Linked DNA regions of Homo sapiens: all the other regions are linked to region 3. A link is a contact called in ENCODE Hi-C or POLR2A ChIA-PET data. All regions are on one chromosome and are shown on one strand. The core of a region is the stretch at or near the end of the contact, and the rest is flanking DNA. Distances in the headings are between cores, read along the strand shown. Region 1 overlaps EIF4E3 (eukaryotic translation initiation factor 4E family member 3). Region 2 overlaps FOXP1 (forkhead box P1). Region 3 overlaps FOXP1 (forkhead box P1).

What was found. A loop is a pair of places that touch in the nucleus more often than their neighbours do. ChIA-PET counts read pairs that join two places held with the same protein, here RNA polymerase II (POLR2A). Pooled maps may share reads with other maps.
Region 1: a pooled map shows a loop between it and region 3 (3-fold over the local background). The contact joins two enhancer-like sites. A Hi-C loop is called at or near these places in 3 of 50 pooled maps. POLR2A ChIA-PET finds 5 or more read pairs at or near these places in 2 of 52 experiments (activated CD4-positive, alpha-beta T cell and activated CD8-positive, alpha-beta T cell).
Region 2: a loop to region 3 is called in a map with no recorded cell type, with 7 times the contacts of the local background. The contact joins two enhancer-like sites. A Hi-C loop is called at or near these places in 2 of 168 maps with a recorded cell type or tissue (Calu3 and transverse colon), 3 of 37 single-sample maps with no recorded cell type and 3 of 50 pooled maps. POLR2A ChIA-PET finds 5 or more read pairs at or near these places in 2 of 52 experiments (Panc1 and activated B cell).

What each region holds. Positions count from the first base shown.
Region 1 is chr3:71,700,655-71,703,868 of GRCh38, forward strand. All of the region lies in intron 2 of EIF4E3 (eukaryotic translation initiation factor 4E family member 3), which reads right to left. Among named protein-coding and RNA genes, the nearest start is that of EIF4E3, 23 kb to the right of the region's middle. RefSeq lists an enhancer at 3,122-3,214. Within about 2 kb of position 1,682, at least 5 of the 41 ENCODE cell types and tissues checked have a DNase peak (open chromatin) inside an H3K27ac peak, as active enhancers do.
Region 2 is chr3:71,562,506-71,565,875 of GRCh38, forward strand. All of the region lies in intron 2 of FOXP1 (forkhead box P1), which reads right to left. Among named protein-coding and RNA genes, the nearest start is that of FOXP1, 20 kb to the right of the region's middle. Within about 2 kb of position 2,011, at least 5 of the 41 ENCODE cell types and tissues checked have a DNase peak (open chromatin) inside an H3K27ac peak, as active enhancers do.
Region 3 is chr3:71,010,467-71,013,604 of GRCh38, forward strand. The region is part of intron 12 of FOXP1 (forkhead box P1); the gene reads right to left. Among named protein-coding and RNA genes, the nearest start is that of FOXP1-AS1, 280 kb to the right of the region's middle. Within about 2 kb of position 1,290, at least 8 of the 41 ENCODE cell types and tissues checked have a DNase peak (open chromatin) inside an H3K27ac peak, as active enhancers do.

The DNA of each region.
Region 1 (3,214 bases), core at 432-2,931, 690 kb after region 3:
GCCTGGAAGAAGTCTGTGATGCTATGGCTTGGGGGTTGTGGGATAAAGGAGATGGCAAAGAGAAACTACCTTAGACACTCTGTTTGCCCCTTATCTCTCCCCTGCTAAAGGAAGAGGGAACAGCTCAGGTGCTGAAACAACAAGCTGCGCAAGATACACAGTGTTACGGACTGCACATCTGTGTCTTCCCCAGATTCATATGCTGAAACCCTAACTACCAATAGGATGGTGTTAGCAGGTGGGGCCCCTGGGAGGTAATCAGGTCATGAGGGTATAGTCACCATGACAGGCTTGGTGTCCTTATGAGAAGATGAAGAGAGCCAGCCCTCCCTCTGGCATGTGAAGATACAAGGAGAGGATGGCCATGTACAAACGAGGAAGAGGGCCCTCACCTGGATGTGCCCATGCTCGCACCCTCATCTCAGACTTCCAGGCTCCAGAACTGTGAGAAACAAGGGTTTGTTGCATAAACTGCCCAGTCTATGGTATTTGGTTATAGTAGCCTGAACTAAGACACAGGGCAACTGGTAAACAGAAATAGATTATACAAAAATAATAAAGTAATAGTAAAACAGGAAGTCTTGGCAAAGACAAGTGATCTGGAGCTGTTCTCTGAGCCAGGCTTTGTTCTATGAACATTTACATGTTTATGCAATTTATCCTAATGACACTCTTAGGAGGAGGTATGATTATTATCCTTTTTTTAAAGATAAGGACACCAGGCAGAGACGAACCTGCCCAAGAGTCAGTTTGGTATGACCATTAGGATTAGGATGAGGATTGAGGCTATGAAGAAGAAAACACTTCCCCATTTGTTTGGAGTAGGTCATAGAATTACTACGCTATGAATGCTATCCACAGAATTACTGTGCAAATAAGAAATATTGTTCTGTGTGGTGAGGTAAGCATAGGGTGATCATCTGGGTCTCCCAGTAGGTCTGAGGAAAGCAGCACGAGTAAAATAGCAATTAGAAAAATCAATCCTAGGGCTCATGAACTGAGTCACATGGGTGGAATAGAATTTTAGCTATGTTGAATGATAATCCTGCTGGGTTGTTCAAGCCTGTTTTGTGTTAAAAAAATAATAAAGCTGAATTAACTGCAAAGGTGGCAATGATGAACTATAAGATCAAATTGAAGGCAAAAAACTACAGGATGACAGATGTATTAATTGAGAATCCACTTTGGCTCCCTTCTACTAAAATGGTGCTAGTGTAGTGAGGAGTTAAAAGCTACTGTATTAACAGTAGCTCCTCAAACACCCATCTGCCTCTATGGAGGTACCTATCCTGTAAATGCTTTGCTATTTGTACAAATAAGATTATTCCAATATTTCAGTTTCTGTGGTGTGAGGGTGGGTAGGCAGGGCTGGAATCTGAATCCAGGCAATTTGATTCCCAAACCTCTGTTCCTAACCACTCAGCTATTTTCTTCGAAGATACTACTATATGTTTTTGACACATCTTTCTCCAATCTTAGCAGCCAAGAATCAGGTCATGAAGCCACAGAAAGAGGGACACATGTTGAAGATATTTTCCCACCAGTAAAATGCCCATAATTCACAAGAGGCTGGTGGTTGTCAACTCCAGCCTGAGAACCTGGTTACGATGTGGCAATGACCTCTGTAGAATTTATGCACAAAATAACATTAAGAGGAAAACCCCTGCCTAAGGTAAAACTAAGAGGACTTTGGTGCTGGCAAACTTCAAGTCTCCTCAAAGGCATCACAAACCAAAGTTCCTGCCGTCATACCCCGGTCAAAGTTGTCAAATCTTGACTTTTTAACCTAGTACTTGAAGCACACTGAAAAAATACAACAAAACACTTCTTCCATTTCAAAGATCAGAAAAACACTAAAGATCATGCTAAGGATTGGAGCTTTAGAAGCTTCTCTTGAAAACAAAAACAGACAACTGATTCTGCTTGGCTTGGCAAATTTGACAGGAAGAGATTACAGCCCAAGAAGATCAGTGATAGACTTAACATATTCATTAAAGCACATATTTGTACGTTTTTGCTGAGCATAAAATAGGAGCAAAATATCCGGTCACACCATTAAAAAAAAAAAAAAAAGCCCTATTTGAAAAGCATGTGTCATTAAACTGGTCTGTTTCCCTGTTGCAAACCTCATCCAATAGGTAGAATATTTGTGAAGTATGTCTGCTGGTGAAATACCTACAGGAAGGAATCTAGCATTACTCAGCTCCTGAAAACCTCTTCCGCCCTTGCAGAAGTGAAAGGTCTGCTACAGCGGAAGCCTGGTAATTCAAGATTATACTCTCTGTAACACATCTTGAAAATGGAAACACTTAAATTTTACTATATATAAAATCTTGCAAATAGATTTCAGAAGCCTTTAGGCTTATAATTAATTCTGTTAGACTTGCAAATCCAAGATTGCAGTAAAAGTAAAACTAAGCACAATGTTTATTAATGATGGTTAAATGCTTTTTTTTCCCAAAAGCCTTGATAATCACCCTAAGACTAGGAGAGGTATAAAAGTTGAACATCATTCATTCAGTCAACATCTGTGACCATCAGTTGTGAACAGAGCACTGTGACGGGTCCTTGGGGAACTTAGCTGAATGCAGGAGGGTCAGCTTTTGACCACAGCAATCCACTCCTTGGGAGGTATGTTCTGGAACACCAATCTGGCACCTCTCCTGGAGAAACTGAGGCAGGGAAGACACCTGTCCAGTGGAGTCTAATACCTGGATTTAAGACCTAGGTTCTCAGCATAACCTTCACAGGTCATGTAGCCCGTGAAACCCACGTTGCCTCCTCTGTATAAGGATACAGCTATTTCACTGGAAAATGTAATGATGAAATGCAAAGTGAAAGCACTTGCTAGGCCTAAGGAAGGAAACAAAGTATGGTTAGACCCATTAATATGCTGACCACTTGATAAATCCCCAATCTGATAGCACTGATTGGAGCAACTATGCCCCACCTTACAGCCTTCTGCCAAATAGATAATCATTCATTACCAAGAAAACTGGCAAATTTCCTCCTCAATTTCCTACTGAAATGTTCTGAAGAAAAAGAATGCACTTGGAAATTCTTCAGAAGAAAAGATGTCATGTGTTGACAGACAACAAAGTGATATGTCTGTTTTGTAAAACAAACCAGAAACAAAACCACCCAGCAAACACACATCAAAAAAAAAAAAAAAAAAAAAAAATTCCAGGATTTATTCCAAGGTTGTGGCATGTGT
Region 2 (3,370 bases), core at 761-3,260, 550 kb after region 3:
GAACTACTGCCTTTAACCAACAGAGTCATAAGCGCTAATATTATTGACCTTTCACTGAGGGCTTAGGATATGACAGACACTGGGCATCATGTGAATTATCCTTACAACAACCCAGACAGGTACCTATTATCAACAACAAAATCATTTTACAGAAGAGTAAACTGAGGCTAAGAAATTGACCCAAGGTCACCCAAATACTAAGGGACCACACTGAGGCTCAGTTCTATTTTGTCTGCTTCAGAGATGATACATGTCAGGAATAGAATAATTTGGTTTTTCTATTAGTGGAACTGGATCTTTCTTGGGTCTTACTCAAATAAGAAGTTGAGCAAAGACTTCTGGGCCCAACAGATACATAATCTGGACTTCCTGGGCCCATTCCTTTGTCTCTATTTTATTTGGTATTCCCTCCCACTCATGCAATCGCTCCCTGTTCTCATCCCTTCCTTTAAGAGCAATGGGAAGAGAAGCATTGTGCCCCTAGCAAGTGCCCTTCCAGGAAAATACAGAATGTGAGCCTGCTGAGGTTGGAGAGATGAATGAGGAGCCAGGCTGGCCATGCAAGGCAAAGTGGGAGCAAACTGCAGAGGGGTGTGTGTATGTGTATGTGTGTGACTGTGGCCAGGGAGTGGCTGGGGAGGAGCAAGCTGAAGGAAAAGGAACAACATCCTGGCTCAGTGGAGCCCTAGGGGAGAGATGCAAAAGCTCTGGCTACTCTATGGGGTGCAGTAGGTTGTTTCAGATGCTTTCTTACTAAAAGCAAGACATAGATGGGCATCTTGTACATATGACCCACTTCTGAGTTTAACAAAAAAGGGCACATGGAGAGGCCCCCTAGGATGGCAGACCAAGCTGGGCAAATTTTATTCAACTCAATGCATGTCTAAGGGCTCAGTGCATGCAAAGATCGGCAACTGGCTGAGAACAGAGTCACCTTACCTACCGCAAAGGCAAAGCAACTGTGGGTTCTCTCTAAATCCTTCAGGACAAAGAACCAAAGTAAGTCTTAAGGACAATGCTTTATTTAGATATAACCACCGGGCTGTGAGAATATTTAAACATTTGGAAAACTTTGTATTGTAGCCATGAAAATGTGGTATTCTAGTCTTGGGTCTTCAATATGTAAATTTTTCTACATTTCAGAATATGAGGATATATGTAACACAGTCTCAAACCCAGAGGAGACTTTGTAACTCTATAAACAGGGTGTGAATTCACTTATTAAAGATATTTTCCTTGCACCCAAGGTGGAACGTCAAAGACAATGTGACCAAATGACAACTGCAATCCTGTGCCACTCGACAAGTAAAACCGTGTTTTCAACACTGTCTCAAAAAATGAGGGCTTTCCTCTCTCTCACCTTTCCTAAGGAGCTGGGCAAGCTGGTGCCAAACTGCCGTATGACTTCATCTCTGAAATCTGAATGGCACGTGTGAATACCCACAGTATGCCAGATTATCAGTAAGGTGATAATGCTTGTATATTATACCTGCTTGGCACCATTTGAATGAGGTTCCCTCAGGCCACTTAAGGTTTCACTTCCTGTTACTTGCACCTGCACTAATTTCAGAAGCAAATAAAAAACCCAGCAAAACCGTATTTTAGGACCTTATTCAAAAGCAAACAGACAAAAACCAAAGCAAGTCAACACAAACCCCAAAACACAGCAATAAGGTAATTAACCTGATGTTCCAAAGCTCATGCCACATATACAAGGTAGGCTTCCTTCAGTTTTTTCGTAATCTTTGCAAAGTTCTCATCCGTTATCTGCCTTGGCTATTTAATGTGACTTTTAACCAATAACGATACAATAGTAATAATCAGAAAAGCTAACATATATAAAGCTCCTGTATTTGCCAGGCACCCTGTGTCACATTCCACATGGATTATCTCATTTAATCCACCGAACAAATTGATGAGGTAAGTTCTTTATTCTGTCCTTTTAAACCCACACAAACATACACACACATTTATGGAAGATCAAGGTAAATCAGAAAGGTTAATAAGCTTTGAGTCACCCAACAAGTGTTAAAAGTCTCTGGTTGGCCGACCTTGAGTCGCTGCCCGTAACTACCACGTTGCAGTGTGACTGACACACATGACCACATTGGATGAGGATTTGGTTACACCCTTGGCCAGTGATGCAGGCTGAGATTAGCAACACTCTTTATCCCTGGAGTTAAATGTCAATTACAGAGTTTTCTTAAAAATTATTTGTAAGTGGGAATTTATATTTCAGTGGACGGGCAGACAATCATTTTGGGGAAGTTATTTCCATAACATTTTTGGAGGATGGAAATTGAAAAGAGAAAGAAAATAAATCAAATCATTACAGGCAGTGGCTCAGGCCTGTAATCTCAGCACTTTGGGAGGCTGAGGTGGGTGGATCACCTGAGGTCAGGAGTTCAAGACCAGCCAGGCCAACATGCTGAAATTCCGTCTCTATTAAAAATACAAAAATTAGCAGGGCGTGGTGGTACACGCCTGTAGTCTCAGAGGCAGGAGAATCTCTTGAACCCGGGAGGCGAGGTTGCAGGGAGCCGAGATCGCACCACTGCACTCCAGCCTGGGCGACAGAGCAAGACTTTGTCTCAAAGAAAAAAGAAAAATGAAAGAAGTCAAATCATCCACTGAGGAGTTAGGGGCTATACAGATACCAATGTCTTCTGTCAATTTGTCCATAGTGGAGTGTTAGGGGTTAAAAAAAGGATGAGAAATGATGGCTTCACGGGCTTCAGACTACCAGACCACATTAACCCACGGGCAGGCCTTCTATAGGGATACCAGGCACACTGCAGCAGGAAGGCAACATTCCTTATTGGTACCTTTGAAACAGTACTTTATTGTTAGGATATTTTATTTTGGTTGTTACCAATTCGTTGTGTAAAACTCGTTGGGTAAGAGAGAGTCTCTGCTAAATACACATATTTGGTGGCAGTGATGGGGGGGGAGCTAAACAGACTCTTAATAAGAAATTCAAATCAAGAATTACTCAAGACGACACCTGCCTTCTGGCCTAATGGAAAAATCAATCTGTCAGGTCTTAATTAAGTGCTCAGGCTAGAAAGAAAAAGCGGCAGCTTATACTTGGTATAGTACCTAGTATATTTTCGGTAGTCAAAATGTAACTAAAAGCCGTATTTGTTGCAGAAATGGTAACTATGCATAAAGATGGCCCATTTGATCCTGGGCGGCCATCTATTTAGTAAATAAAAGGTTGAAGCAGATGAATCTCATAAGCTTGTTGACAAAGATCTCTACGCATAATGATGTTGGGTTTGGATGTTTAAATGATGTTTGTATTAGAATGCCCAACTGAGGATGTCCAAAAATAAGGTAGGGGGTAACGCTGGGTGATCACAGAGCAATA
Region 3 (3,138 bases), core at 40-2,539:
GAAGCATTTCGGGACTATGCCTGTTTTAAGGTTCAGTACTATTTAATTATAAACTATTACTAGGGGAGTGTAAAATCAAGGGAACAGAAAATAGGTGAAAATAATCTATGAAGTAACACTTAAATCAAGGTCAAAGCAATGTTACCTTTATTAAGTAAGAATACCAAGGAGAATTCAAGCAACACTGCTATCAATTTGCCTAAACCATAAGAAATCCCTTCTAAAAAAGAAAGGGACAACTGAAGAGAAGCGTAGACTAGAGAATTTTGGGTCCACTGAAGCAAATGAAGATGCTTTCAGGATCTATGAATCCAGCAATCTGAGCAAAGTACTTGATGCATCACTCTCTGATGACAATAACCCCCCCTCCCCCCCCACCCAGTGAGATCATTCAAAGAAGCCAGGTGGTTTTTACTTGAACCACAGAAGTTTGCTAGCTTCTTTCAGTTCGGTTCAATGGAAAACAAAGTTGGTTTCATCAAAGTCAATTTGATTTCCCTTTAGACTGAACAGAGAAGTGGGAAATGTGAATCTACAAGAAGACTAACTTATTTTCCACTGCACTAGGCAAGATCCTGATACCTGAAGACAACTCTGAATTTCCAAGAGTTAAAATCATGTTGTAGAGGAAAACTGAAATCCTGAATTTGTTACATATGACCAGTCAATGCGTAACTCAGGAAAGCATCTAGGGGAGTTTCTTCTTACTCAGCATTTGCTCTCCTTTGCTACTTTACAATATTCATTTTTACATTCTTGAAGCAACTTTCTCATCCCCAGCCCCCATGTGGTTCACGTGGGGTGAACATCTCCCTCTGTTCTGGAGGCAGCATGTAATGCAAGCCAGGGCACATCATGGTGATTGGCTCAAAGCTAGAACACATGACTCAATCTGGGCCAATGACAGTCTGCCTATGGCTTTTTCTGGGGCTACATGGAAAGAGATACTCTGTGGGATTAATAAACCTGTCCTCTTCAGTTCCACTTGGAAAGAGCCCCCAGATGAAGACAACATAGAAAAACAGAGCTAATGGACAATCAATACTCCAACAGCCTTGGTTAAATATCAGGATCTAGCCATGCTTGAAGCCAGCTGTACCACTGGACTTCCTAGCAATAGGGGCCAATTATCATCCCTCATTTATTTATTTATTTTTTTCGCTTCAGCCAATTTAAGTTGGGTTTCTGTAACTTACAAACAAAAGTCGTCTTACAAATATAAGTCAATAAATAAGTACCAGGAAATAACCAAGCAACAGTTGCAGGTTGATAGTGGGCATTCCAATTCCACTGAGCAAACAGGAACTGAGAACATGTCGTGTCATGTGCAAAACCACAATAAATAATTGATAGGTGGTTTCCTATACAAGTGCCAGACTTCTAATATCTTTAGAAGAGAAATGGGCTCTTTTATAGGAATTGAGTCTAGGCCCCAATTCTAATGATCTTTATTTTCTTTAATACGAAAATTATTCTCTCTCCTTTTTGGGATAATCTTCTAATAAATATAACCTAATTGTCAGCTCACATAACAAATGAACCTATGATTTGAGGATTTTTTACGGTAGGCATAAGTTAGCCATTAACAAAATGTTTAAAATGGGTCTAGAAACTGTCATTTCCCTTTCTGACTCTGAAACTGATATATGTCCCTGAGCTTATGGATAGCAATTTTATAGTTCTAGAGACTTTATAACAATAAATCATATTTACAGATGTTTATCAGCCATTCTACAGATGGAAGAAATCGGTACCAAGGTATTTATCAAACCTAGCACTGGTGTAGAAGAAAAAACTCAGAATTTAAAAGTGGCTCTGCCAAGTTCTTTTTCTCTCATTATATAAATATGATTAGGCAAATGATCAGGAAAGAACAAAACTAAGATTCTATAGTGAGTGATTTCTAAACAAAACAAAACCCAATATCACTACTCTGAATGATAATAATTGTAAACGGCTGTTGCTTAATTTAAAATAAAGCATTGCTGATCGTGATTGTTCACATCTAGAAGCAATTTTGGACATCTCTTTTAAAATATTTTTAAGTACTTAAGTTTTCAATGACTACATAATGCTCTCAGAGTATAATCCTGAGGCAAGAAAGCTATGAAATAGATTCACAGGCTTCCATTCATTAACCAAAAATTTATATTCACCAAAACTGCTTGCAGGTAACACAAGGTATCTCTCTAAGGATGGCTTTATTACAATATTTGTATCGGGTCCATAAAGATAGATACAGAGACTGTTCTAACAATATAAAGACCACACAAAACTGGAGACCTGCACATAAATCAGCTCACCTCTGTTTCCCTGGGGCTTGAATGAGAGAGAAAAGCTAGAAGGAGATGGTCCCCAACACCCAATTTGTAAACCATCAAGCACCCAGATGTATACATGGGCATATGTTATAGTTATACATGTGCCTATGTTATAGGTATACATGTGCATATGTTTGATTACATGTCTATAATATCATGTAACATTATATTCAATTCATAGGTTAATGATTCAGTGATATTATGAATATATTTATATGATACAAAAATGGAGGGCAGTTTGGTCTAAATTTTATTTTTAACTGACAAGGTAACACAAGTAAGGAATAGCATAGAAGCATTTCACTTCAGCTATGAGATTAATATTATTTCCTTACAGAGATGCTTTATAGGTGTTATAGCTTCAAATGGGCCAACCCAGGTCTTAGTCATACTTTAACAGTAGAAATTGTTACTCCACTTTCCCTATAAGGACAAGAACCTGAACAAAAGTCAATACCAATATAGAAAGTTAAGAACCAAATTGGTAGCTTTCCTCGCCATCTGCTTTCTACATTTATAAAGTCAATTGTATAACAAAGAATGGGTCCAATCACCCAGCTGCAATTGGCCAGTAATTGTCACCAATTTTATAAAAATAAAGTGCATATGCAATTGCTTCAAAGAGAATAAAATACCTAGGAACCCAACTTGCAAGGGAAGTGAAGGACCTCTTCAAGGAGAACTACAAACCACTGCTCAATGAAATAAAAGAGGATACAAACAAATGGAAGAACATTCCATGCTCATGGATAGGAAGAATCAGTATCGTGAAAATGGCCACATTGCCCAAGGTAATTTATAGATTCAATGCCATCGC